2 separate regions of the Homo sapiens genome follow, and region 1 is linked to region 2. Evidence: chromatin loops called from intact Hi-C (ENCODE). Cell type or tissue: PC-9. All regions are shown on one strand. Links, peaks and the distances in the headings refer to the core of each region. The heading gives the core; the rest is flanking DNA.

Region 1 (5,361 bases), core at 52-5,051, 56 kb before region 2:
ACGCATGATTGTGTGCATCTGAAGTATTTCCGTGCTGATGGCCTGACCAGTATCAGATTATTTTTCAAGCAGGAATTTTGATTCCTCTTGGGTTCACAATATCTTATTATGAAATCCGAATAAGAACAGTCTAATGGCACCAGACAGTGATACAGGTGAGCCTAGAACAGTCAGTGTTCATGTGGGGGACTGCAGCCTGCTTTTCAGGGAGGCTTCAAAAGAATTGAGGAACACAGATTGATGGCAGGGATGAAAATCACAGGGCATATTGAGGAGACCCCCAGCTGGCCATGTGGGGGGCAGGTGGGGCAACAGGAGAACAGTGCCTGCGTCCTGAGGGCTTTCAATGCATCAGGCAGAGGGCCTGCCAGTGCAGAACCTGTTTTCTCTGCGTCCATGACAGCCCTGAGCAGGTGCCATTGTGACCCCTGTCCTGCATTTGAGACAGAGGATGGGGAGGGCTCTGTGATTTGTTCAGAATCCCACGGCAAGAAAGTTGTGGAGCTGAGAGTCAAACCTGGGCTTGGGAGACTTGTAGTGGGTTAAGGGCTTGAACACAGGGTTTTTGGCAGGAAGTGGTGGGCACAAGCACAGATTAGGGCTGGGAGGTGGGGTGGCACATCACAGGCCGTTACTGCCACCCAGAGGGCAACATGGATGCTCCTCCTTTTACCTGCTGGGTGTCCTGTGTGGTAGAAGGGCAGGCTGAAGCTTGATCCTTGTGGTCACACATCCCAGCTGTCACCTGCCTTACTGTGTGCCATGAGCCAGCCCAAAAAAGTCCCCACTAGTCCCCAGGGGAGGCGCTAGGGGTGCTGGGCTGGCTTCCCTCCTCTCCAGGTGGTGCCTGCCCTCCTGGGGCATTTCCCAGCCCTTCTTCCTCTGCATCTCAGGCTCCCTGGGGAGGCAGATATGCTCTCAGGACATCCTGGCAGAGCACAGCCACACGTCTGCCCTGGCAGGCCCACCCTGGGTGGAGGAGGGGCTCTATATGCCAGGGCTCTCTCTCTCGGTGGCTGGCTTTCTTTCCACGAGCATGGCCAGATGACGAGGCTCACCCGCAGCACTACTCACACCTCCAGGAAGGGAAGTTGATGGCAGGGTTCTGGCTGCAGCCAGGCCTGCGGGAGCTTCCTCCCTGATCTCTCTCACTCAAGGGGAAAGCTCAGGGCTGGGCATGAAGGCTGGGGAAAGGCAGGGAAGGCAGAGTCCCCCCAGGCTGGTCAAGGCCCCGATAGCCCCATGTCTCCCTGAGGGGGCGGCTTTCCCCATGAAGAGGGTCCTGGTCACCAAGGCATGAGGACATGCCCAAGGCTGGCCCATCACAACAGGCTCCAGCTCTTGTGCACATGTGTGATCTTCTTGTCCCACCAAAGGCGGGAAAAAGAAGTGCGTGGCCTCCTGCCCCAGATTTGGTGGTAGGGTCAGTGGTGCTGACCTCAGTGCTGTGTGATACCAGCCCCCCAGCCTTTGCCTGGTTCATGTCCCACATCGCCTATCGGTCCCCGCTCCTTCAGTCTGGGACCTTGGCCTGCTCAGTCCTTCTGTGGGGAGCCACATCCATTCACAGTGACTGTTGAGTCTAATGACAGACACCCAAGTGCTGCAAAGCCAGAGCAGCAGCCCCTGAAAGGGTGACTCTGGGGTCTCACCCCATCCCCACTCCTGCCCTGTCCTCTGGTGAGGGCTTCCCTCCTGCTGCCTCAGACTGTCCTGTCTACCCTCAGAGACCCTGTTGGGAGGCTTCCCTCCAACAAGGCACCGTCCCCAGAGGAGAAGGGAGCCCAGCACTCCTGGGACTGTGGGGTCCTTGGTCCACTCACCACTGCCACATGCCTCAGGGAGCCCTCAGAGCAGGGGCTGAGCTGGGGCCCCAGGGTTCCCATGCCCTGGGCGAGCATGGTGCCCTCTTACAGCCTGGGCTGCCCGAGTGTTCCAGGCATCCTGTCATTCAGCAGAGATCTTTCCTCGGTGCCTTCTCTGGATTGGGTGGGCTGCTGAGCTCTGGGGCTGCTGCAGTGAATTATTTAATAGATGGGTGCTTCCCTGCTCTCCAGGGTCCCCCTCTGGGAGAGCCAGCACAGGAGCTAACCAGTCAGAGGAGAAGGCGGTGTAGACCAACTGGTGCAGGGAGACCATGGGGGTGCTGGGCAAGACAGGGACTTGGCGGAACACATGAGATGAGGTAGCTGGGAGGTTGTCTTTAAGCTGAGACCTGAAGGGTGATTGATAGAGAGCCAGGCCGGCTGCAGCGTGGGAAAGCCTGCGCACCTGTCCCCAAACCCCAGCGGTCCCTCCCATCCCACCCACCCTCTGCAGGCTCGTGGAGGAGTTCATGCTCTTGGCCAACATGGCAGTGGCCCACAAGATCCACCGCGCCTTCCCCGAGCAGGCCCTGCTGCGCCGGCACCCCCCGCCCCAAACAAGGATGCTCAGTGACCTGGTGGAATTCTGCGACCAGATGGGGCTGCCCGTGGACTTCAGCTCCGCAGGAGCCCTCAATGTGAGTGGTGGGCAGGATTCGGGGGAGGCCCTGCTTGGGGGAAAGAAGAGAAAGACCTGGAAGGTGGGGTGGTCCAGCGGCCTCTGCTTCCCCCCAGAGTCCCTCCCCTTCAGCCAGGTCTCTCCTGTAGGGAAGGAGGCCCTGGGAGAAAGGGCCCCTCTGAGTCACAGGGGCCCTGACAGTGGGACCTGCCCCTTCACCAGGACTGTGCCAAGCGGGGGGACCCTGGAGGCCTAGCAGAGGGCAGGGGTCCTGTGGCCAGAAAGGGCTGGTCTTGGGCCCAGAGGCTTTCAGAGTCGGGGCTGGAATTGTAGGAATCCCGGGAATGTTCCTGGTGGGTACTTTCAGGTGCTCCCTGCCTGGGGCAAAGCTAAGAAACCCAGGGCCTTGGCTGTGGTCCTGGAGGAGGGAGACATCTCACCCAGGCCCAACCCTGGGAGGGGAAGGCAGGTGCCCCAGGCCAGAGAGCTGGAGCCCAGTGAGTCCAGGCCAGCCAGCAAAAACATGGAAGTGTGGGCCACAGGGTGTGGGCGGCTGCCCCCTCTCCCCACCCATCCCCTCTGAGCAGGGCTGAGCCCCACAGGCAACTCCTCCCCCCAGAGCCGGGCATGAGGTGCTCAGCGGATGACAGGGCCCAGAGTCTCTGCCCGAGCTGGACCACACGTCACATAGGTTTCTGGGATTTGCTTCTAGAAAAGCCTGACCCAAACATTTGGAGATGACAAGTACTCACTGGCCCGCAAGGAGGTGCTCACCAACATGTGCTCCCGGCCCATGCAGGTAAGGAGGGCCCAGCCCCGGCCTCCCCTGCTCCCAGGAGCACACTAGCCCCAGACCTGTGACCTCCACGTGCAAGCACAGGCCCCCACCGTTCCTGCCTGCTCTGGACATGGCTGGGTGGACGGGGGCTGCTCCTCCTCTGCCAGAGGGTGGGAGAGGAGGCCGACCCCAGGCAGCACCTAGGAGGGGGCACCCTGAGCCTCTTGAGTTTGAGCCGCTGTCTCCTGCTCACACTCGCTCAAGGACAGAGTGCCCTGGAGCTGAGGGGCTACTGAGACCTCCTGTCAGGCTGGGGTCCTGGAGGAGAGACAGGGTCCCATGTGGTTTCCTGTCCCAGGGAACACTCCGCAGCCTCCATCCCCACATGTGGAGTCCAGAACTAGCTGTCAGCCTCTGGCCAGTGTGGGAAAGAAGCGGACTTGGCCGGGGGCCTAGGCCTGGGCCTGCAGGGAGGTGGCAGCCTGTGGGGTGGACAGCTGGGCTTGCTCTGGGATGCCTGTCACAGCGCCCCAGGCTGAGCTTCCCCCATGCAGGGCCCGAGCATCCTGGGACCAGGACCCCAGAGGACCCTCGGGTCAGCGGGAGCAGTGGATGCTGATGGGTCGGCTCTGGGTCCCACCCCGGCCCAGGGGCAGAGACAGGCTGTATTTTAGGGGCTCGGTCACTCGGCAGATTCAATCTGTTCACAAGAACTGATGGCTTCAGCTGACCTCAGTGGATTTATTTTCTGACACTTCAAGCTCTGCTGGGTTTGAAGCCATCAGGGCCTGCTTGGGCCTGGTCACCGTGACCTGCCCCCAGTCACAAGTGTCTGCCCAGCCAAGCACCTGTGGCACCCACAGCGGAGAGGGGCTGGGCCGTGCCCACTGGGCTCTCTCTGTTCTACACTGCAGCGGCTCTAGGCCTGGCAGAGAAGGCACAGCAGCCCCTGAGTCCCAGAACTGCCTCTGGCTCTGCCCTGCTGGGGCCCCTCCCATGTCCCTGCCTCTGACGCCATCACCTCCAAGGAGGTACAAGCCAAGCTGGAGCTCCAGAGATCGGAGCCGCTCCGGAGTTAGCCAGAGCCCGAAAAGCCTGCATTCTCCTGGCTCGCCTCCCAGGGAGCTCAGAGGTGCCCTTGCCCGGGAATCCGATGGCAGAGAGTTACCAGGTCTGCGGTGCTCCTGTTCCTCAGCCCCGGGAACTGGGGTGGGGACAGGGCAGGGCAGCAGCAGAGAGCACAGAAAGGTGTGAGGGGGCACACAGTCCCCAGTGAGCATCTGCATCAGGACACCAGGGCTGTCCGAGGGCTGTCCCAGGGATGGCTGGGCCTGTGGGAAAGCCATGGTCCCCACCCATCCCACCCGACCCTGAGCCACCTCCACCAGCCAAGAGGGGCCAGGGCCCTTCATCAACCTCACCCAGGTCATCTGGGGAACTGGGCCACCACTGAGAACAAAGCCCAGACATGTCTGGGAGTGGAGGCTGTGCCCACCTCCCCCAGAGACTTGCCCCCGACTTAACCCAGGGCCCAGCAGGGGCTGGAAGGGAAGTGGAGTTAGGGAGCGGAGCAGGTCACCATCAGCTGCGCCCTGGATTCCAGGGCCCGTGTGCACAGAGTAACGGGAGCCGGCTGTCTGTCTGGCCAAGGGCACAGGAGGGTGAGTGTGTACAGCAGCCAGGGAGCAAGGGAGCCAGAGAGACATACAGGCGTGACCTTGGACCTCTGCGAGGAACCCGTTCACTCGCTCCCAGGCAGTAGCACTGGCCCTGACACCCAGCCCTGAAAGCTCGGGGACTGCAGGACAAACAGCTTCAGGGGCTGTGGCCCCAGCTGGGACGGGCTATGCGCTGGTCCCTAGAGACTCTCGGTATCTCCCCCTGCCCCAGTCCTGCCTCCTGCCCAGCACAAGGGCCTTTGGAACTCAGCCCTCTGTGTCTCAGCCCCCGGGAGGGTCAGGTGTCAGAGACGAGAAGGGCCGAGGCTGGCAGGCCGGAAACTGCCTCCCTTGACTGCTGTGGGGTGGAGTATTGGCGAGCACAGAGGTGCCCGGGTGAAGCGTGGCTTCAGCTGGGCGGGATCAGTGCCAGAGGGGATG
Region 2 (5,361 bases), core at 212-5,211:
TCTGTTGCCCAGGCTGGAGTGCAATGACCTTGTCTCGGCTCACTGCAACCTCTGCCTCCCAGATTCAAGCCATTATCCTGCCTCACCCTCCCAAGTAGCCAGGGGTCAACAAGTGTGCACCACCATGCCTGGCTAGTTTTTGTATTTTTAGTAGAGACGGGGTTTCACCATATTGGCCAGGCAGGTCTCCAACTCCTGACCTCAGGTGATCCACCCGCCTTGGCCTCCCAAAGTTTGGGATTACAGGTGTGAGCCACGTGTCTGGCCGAAAAGAATTAAAGGTGAAATCAGCCACATTTTCCAGCAAAGTTTACACTATTACAAAAAATACAAAAATTAGCCAAGCCTCGTGGCCCATGCCTGTGGTCCCAGCTACTCAGGAGGCTGTGGTGGGAGGATCACCTGAAGTGAGGAGTTTGAGACCAGCCCAGCCAACATGGTGAAACTAAAACTGGTCTAAACTAAAACACGGTCTCTACTAAAACTACAAAAATTAGCCGGGCGTGGTGGTCGGCACCTGTAATCCCAGCTACTTGGGAGGCTGAGGCAGGAGAATTGATTGAACCTGGGAGGTTGCAGTGAATTGAGATCATACCACTGCACTCCAGCCTGTGCGACAGAGCCACTCTGTCTTAAGAAAAAAAAAAAAGCAAGCATTTTGTGCTCACTAGAAATATTAGCATGATTGAATGCTTCCTTGCATATGAAAATTATTTTAACATTGTAAAACATCTATTTGGCAGGCATGGCGGCTCAACACCTGCAATCACAGCACTTTGGCAGGAAGAGCGGGTAGGATCGCTTGAGTTCAGGAGTTTGAGAATAGCCTGGGCAACATAGTGAGATCCCGTCTCTGCAAAAACAACAACTGAGTCCAGGGAGGTCGAGGCTGCAGTGAAAGAAGATTGCTCCACTGCACTCTAGCCTGGGCAACAGAGCAAGACCCTGTCTGGAAAAATATATACATGTATTTGAGGACCTGGCTCTCTCAGGACAGTTTTTTTTCTTTTCTAATTCTAGGTTTTAGTGGCTGTCATAAAAATATGGGAGGTGAACAGAAGGTAGACACCATTAGCTGGCCTTACTAAATCATCATACTCATTGTTACATTCCATCCACCAAATATGCAAAGGTTTTGGTAAAATCCAGCTAGTGTATTTCTATCTTCCCAGTTGTCAGTGGGTTAGAAAGTTCCTCTTTCTAACCAATGTGGAGGTGCTGCATGTTTAGGTTTTACATGAGTGCTCACACCCAAGGACTTCTATATTTTAAAAGTGAAGACATTTTAAAAACAGATTATTCTGGCCAGGAGTTGTGGCTCATGCTTGTAATCCCAGCCTTTTGGGAGGCCGAGACAGGCAGATCACTTGAGGTCAGAAGTTTGAGACCAGCCTGGCCATCATGGTGAAATCCTGTCTCTACTAAAAATACAAAAATTAGCCAGGTGTGGTGGCAGGCACTCGTAATCCTAGCTACTCAGGAGGCTGAGACAAGAGAATCGCTTGAATCCGGGAGGCAGAGGTTGCAGTGAGCCGAGATCGCACCATTGCACTCCAGCCTGGGTGACGAGAGTGAAACTCCATCCCAAGAAGAAGAAGAAGAAGGAAGAAGAAGAAGGAAGAAGAAGAAGAAGAAGAAGAAGAAGAAGAAGAAGAAGGAGGAGGAGGAGGAGGAGGAGGAGGAGGAGGAGGAGGAGGAGGAGGAGGAAAAGAAGAAGAGGAGGAGGAAGAGGAAGAGGAGGAGGAAGAAGAGGAAGAAGAAGAAGAGGAGGAAGAGGAAGAGGAAGAAGAGGAAGAAGAAGAAGAAGAAAAAGAAGAAGAAGAAGAGGAAAAAGATTATTCTGAAATTAGGTCATTCTGTTCTCAAGCTTCCTTTTCCTGTGTAGGTATGAGTGTTTATGAGTCTAATACATTGTTTACCCCAAAATCAAGTGTCAAATAAATATTTTCAAACTTCTGCTCAAAAATTTGCTCTTTCCTTAGCAAGAGTTTTGTTTTGTTTGAGACAGAGTTTCGCTCTTATTGCCCAGGCTGGAGTGCAATGGCGCGATCTCGGCTCACTGCAACATCTGCCTCCCGGGTTCAAGCAATTCTCCTGCCTCAGCCTCCTGAGTAGCTGCGATTACAGGCACCCGCCACCACGCCCAGCTAAGTTTTGGTATTTTTAGTACCCAAAGTTGATGAGTCGACCTGCTCCACGCGTAATTTCAAGGTGGTCACGTTGGGGTCACCCCTTGCAGCTTGTAGCTGCTGTGAACGCCAGAGAATGAAGTACTCAGACAATTCCAGCTGAGTGGGGCAGGCGGCAACTCCTCTGAGAGAGTGCCGCCCCAAAATCCATCCGCCAAGTATTTATTAGAAGGCTTGTTAAACCACAAACATCCACCAGATGGGTTTTTGCCGTGGGGTCATGAGGCACATACGGCCTTGTAAAAGCACTCAGACCACATTCCTAGGAGGCTGTTTTCAGCGCTCCTTATCACACATTCCACTCCTTGTCCTGTTTTCAGTGTCAAGGAGTTACATTCTCACGCACAAACAACGTACACACAGTGCCTCAGTATTTTTCCATGCCTCGAGCTCAAATGCCTTGTACATAAGTTTGAATATATCGTCGTGCACCCCCCACATCTCCCCCTTCTTTAATTCTTAGAGCTTGCTGGTTATCCAACGCAAAATAAGCTTCTATCCTTCTTCCCTGGTCATAGATGCTTCGGGTGGCAGCACAGAGCCATTTACAGAAGCCTAGCAATCAGATACAAAAAAGAATATAGCGGCCATCACCCTAGCAATCAGATACAAAAAAGAATATAGCGGCCATCACCCAAATGCGTATGTTTAACCCAGACAACCAAGTATTCGGGTTCAGTCATTGAAAGCCTTCTTGTAATTGCTGAAGGGTATTTGTTTGTAATTGCTGCGAGACCATTCTTCAAGTTGTTTCTTCAACTAGACCTCAAATGCTTTGTACATAAGCTTGAATATATTGCCGCGCACCCCACCCGCTCCCCACTGCCTGCCAGAGGGCTGGGAAATGGCTGCACCGCTGAACACCGCAGTTACCCCGGGGAAATTACTTATGACCTCCTCCCGCGCGCTGCCACTGTGCGCTCCCTCCCCTCCCCTGCTTTCCCTTCCTCTCCTCTCGCGCACCCTCCTCCCGCCCTCAGGGACCCCTGGGCAAGGCCACTGCGCCCCGGGTCTACGGCAGCTGGCGGGGCGCTCAACGCGCGCACTCACACGGACGACGTAGCGCAAAGAGTTCCTGTCGTCCAGGCTGACCATAAGCGAGAAGAGCGCGGCGGCGCTGTACACGCCCTGCACTTTTTTACAGCAGCCAGTTGAGGTCCCATCGCGCAGCAACCCCCCGGCGCTCCGCCGCGCCGCGCAGGTCCCAGCCCCCGCAGTCCTCGATGACCTCCAGCATGAGCAGCGGGTTCAGTCGTTCGATCTCGCGCATCTCGAGGCACAAGCGGAAGAAGGAGCGCACCTAGTGCTGGGCAGCGCCGCCGGGTCCACCCTTGGGCCGAGCCAGCAGGCGCCGCAGGCGCTCCTCGTTCTGCTAGCCGATGGCCGCGATGGTGCCGTAGGTGAGCTTGTCGTCGGGGATGGCATGGCGCCGCAGCCAGCCGCCGCAGGCGAACGAGTATAAGTCCTGGCATGGGTCGATGCTGGCGTCCAGGTTGGCGGCCAAGAAGCGAGCGGTGCACGCGAAGTCTTGCGCTCAGGACAGCCTTCAGGACAGGCTCCGCCGCCGGCCGCGACCGGGCCCAGGTACTTGAGCACCAGCATAGCCGCCAGGATGGAGCAGAGGCCGGCTGCAAACACCAGCCCGACAGCAGGTTCAACTTGCGCCGCTTCCAGAGCTGCAGCCCGGCCTGGGCCCGGTGGCCTGCGGGCAGAAAGTCCCCGCAAGCGCCCCCCGCGCCGCAGTGACTCACATACTTGACCTCCTGGAACTCATCGTAGTGCGCCATCAGCGAATACCAGGACTCCATGGCGCCGAGGCCGCCGGGGTGCAGCCCTGGGCCACCTGGGCTACGGGATGCGCGTGGCCGCCGGCCTCCTCGTGAGCCTCCGCGTGGCCCCTGGGGCCTCAGCTGCGGGAAGGACAGAGGCAGGCTAATGAGACGCCGCAGCCCGACGGGGTTCCGGGGCACCGCGAGGAGAGACACAGGCCTGGGTGCAGAGGCCCCAGCCGCGAGCCTCATTCACTGGGGAAACCAGGGACCAGGAGGGCTCGGCGGGGCCACCACCCCCGCGTGCACAGTGGAGTCTTCTCCCCTGTCCCCCTCCCTGCACACACGTGCGGGTCCCTGGGTTGGGAGGGCCCTGATGGGAAGGGGGAGGAGCCAGGCACGGGGCCTGGCACGTAGTGGGCCTTCATTGAAAGGCTGTCCCTCTTCCCTTCGCCTTTCTGGTCCAGGACCTGCCCCAGCCAAGGCCGGGCAGAATGGGGGTGGGGGGTGGAGAAGCGGAGGCTGGAGTGAGGAGGTGGGGTCAGGAGCGCGTCTATGCTGCACTTTCCGCTTTCCGCGCTGGACACAGACAGAGGCTCCACAAAGCGGCCAAAGAACCAAACTTTGTCCTTGCGGAAGTCCGCAGGATCTACCACTCAACCCCGATCGCTGGCTCCTTCTACTCGGTGGCCCGACAGCCCACCCGCTCCTTCCCCAGGGGCGAGCGCCAACGCCCCAGGGTCGTGGATACACAGCCCACCCCCTGGACGGCCCTGATGGAGACCGGCTCCGTCCCCCCACCCACCCCCATTCCCAGTCTGTGACCCCGACCCGAGCCACTCCCGGCTTCAATACGTTCTCCCCAGAACCCAAACTTGGGTGAAGTTTCACCTCCCGCGGGGCGCAAGGAGACGAAGCCGGGAGGCTCCGCGCAGCGGCCGCGATGGCGGCAACGGCTGCAGGGATTCGGCGCCATTTACCCCGCAGGTGCGCACTCGAGCAGGACCAGGACTAGCGGGCCCGCTCGAAACCAGAGCCTGAGCCTGAGCAGAACTGCGTGGGCAGCCGCTGTCTCCCAGCGCCCGCTGCCTTTTCTGCCGCCGAGCTGCCAGCCCGAGGGGTCCAGCCGTGTCCCAGGACCAGTAAGGGCAGCGGGTACTCCCGGGAGGGGTCCCTTCGGATCCCGCGTCCCCATTACGAGCTGCCCACCAGCCGGCTAGAAAGGGGCTGGAGCTACGCAGCTGGGGGCCGTCATGCCCCAGCCCACAGCCCTGGAGCACCGGCCGGGGAGGACTCCTCCTAAAGGATAAGGGGGCCCTGATGGAGTGCCTGGGCTGCCCGCACAGCGCCTGCGCACCTTCACCAGGGAGCTTCCTTGTACTCCTGGGAACGCCTGTCCAGGA

What was found. A loop is a pair of places that touch in the nucleus more often than their neighbours do. Peaks named below come from ENCODE experiments on the same cell type or tissue, not always from the same donor. Only the 100,000 strongest peaks of a DNase experiment are listed, where the experiment ranks them.
Region 1: a loop joins it to region 2, with 14 times the contacts of the local background. A loop is called at or near these places in 2 of 110 quality-filtered maps.

Annotation. Positions count from the first base shown.
Region 1 is chr2:232,327,494-232,332,854 of GRCh38, forward strand. DIS3L2 (DIS3 like 3'-5' exoribonuclease 2) reads left to right here. Exons shown (of 21, transcript NM_152383.5): 15 at 2,320-2,503; 16 at 3,197-3,283. Among named protein-coding and RNA genes, the nearest start is that of ALPP, 49 kb to the right of the region's middle. RefSeq lists enhancers at 598-867, 938-987, 2,082-3,055. In PC-9, for the core only: no CTCF peak of the experiment used is centred there; a DNase peak (open chromatin) is centred at 2,888.
Region 2 is chr2:232,383,461-232,388,821 of GRCh38, forward strand. It overlaps the pseudogene ECEL1P2. Among named protein-coding and RNA genes, the nearest start is that of ALPP, 7.4 kb to the left of the region's middle. In PC-9, for the core only: CTCF peaks have their summits at 2,564 and 2,766; a DNase peak (open chromatin) is centred at 2,451; H3K4me3 peaks cover 542 bases; H3K27ac peaks cover 3,003 bases.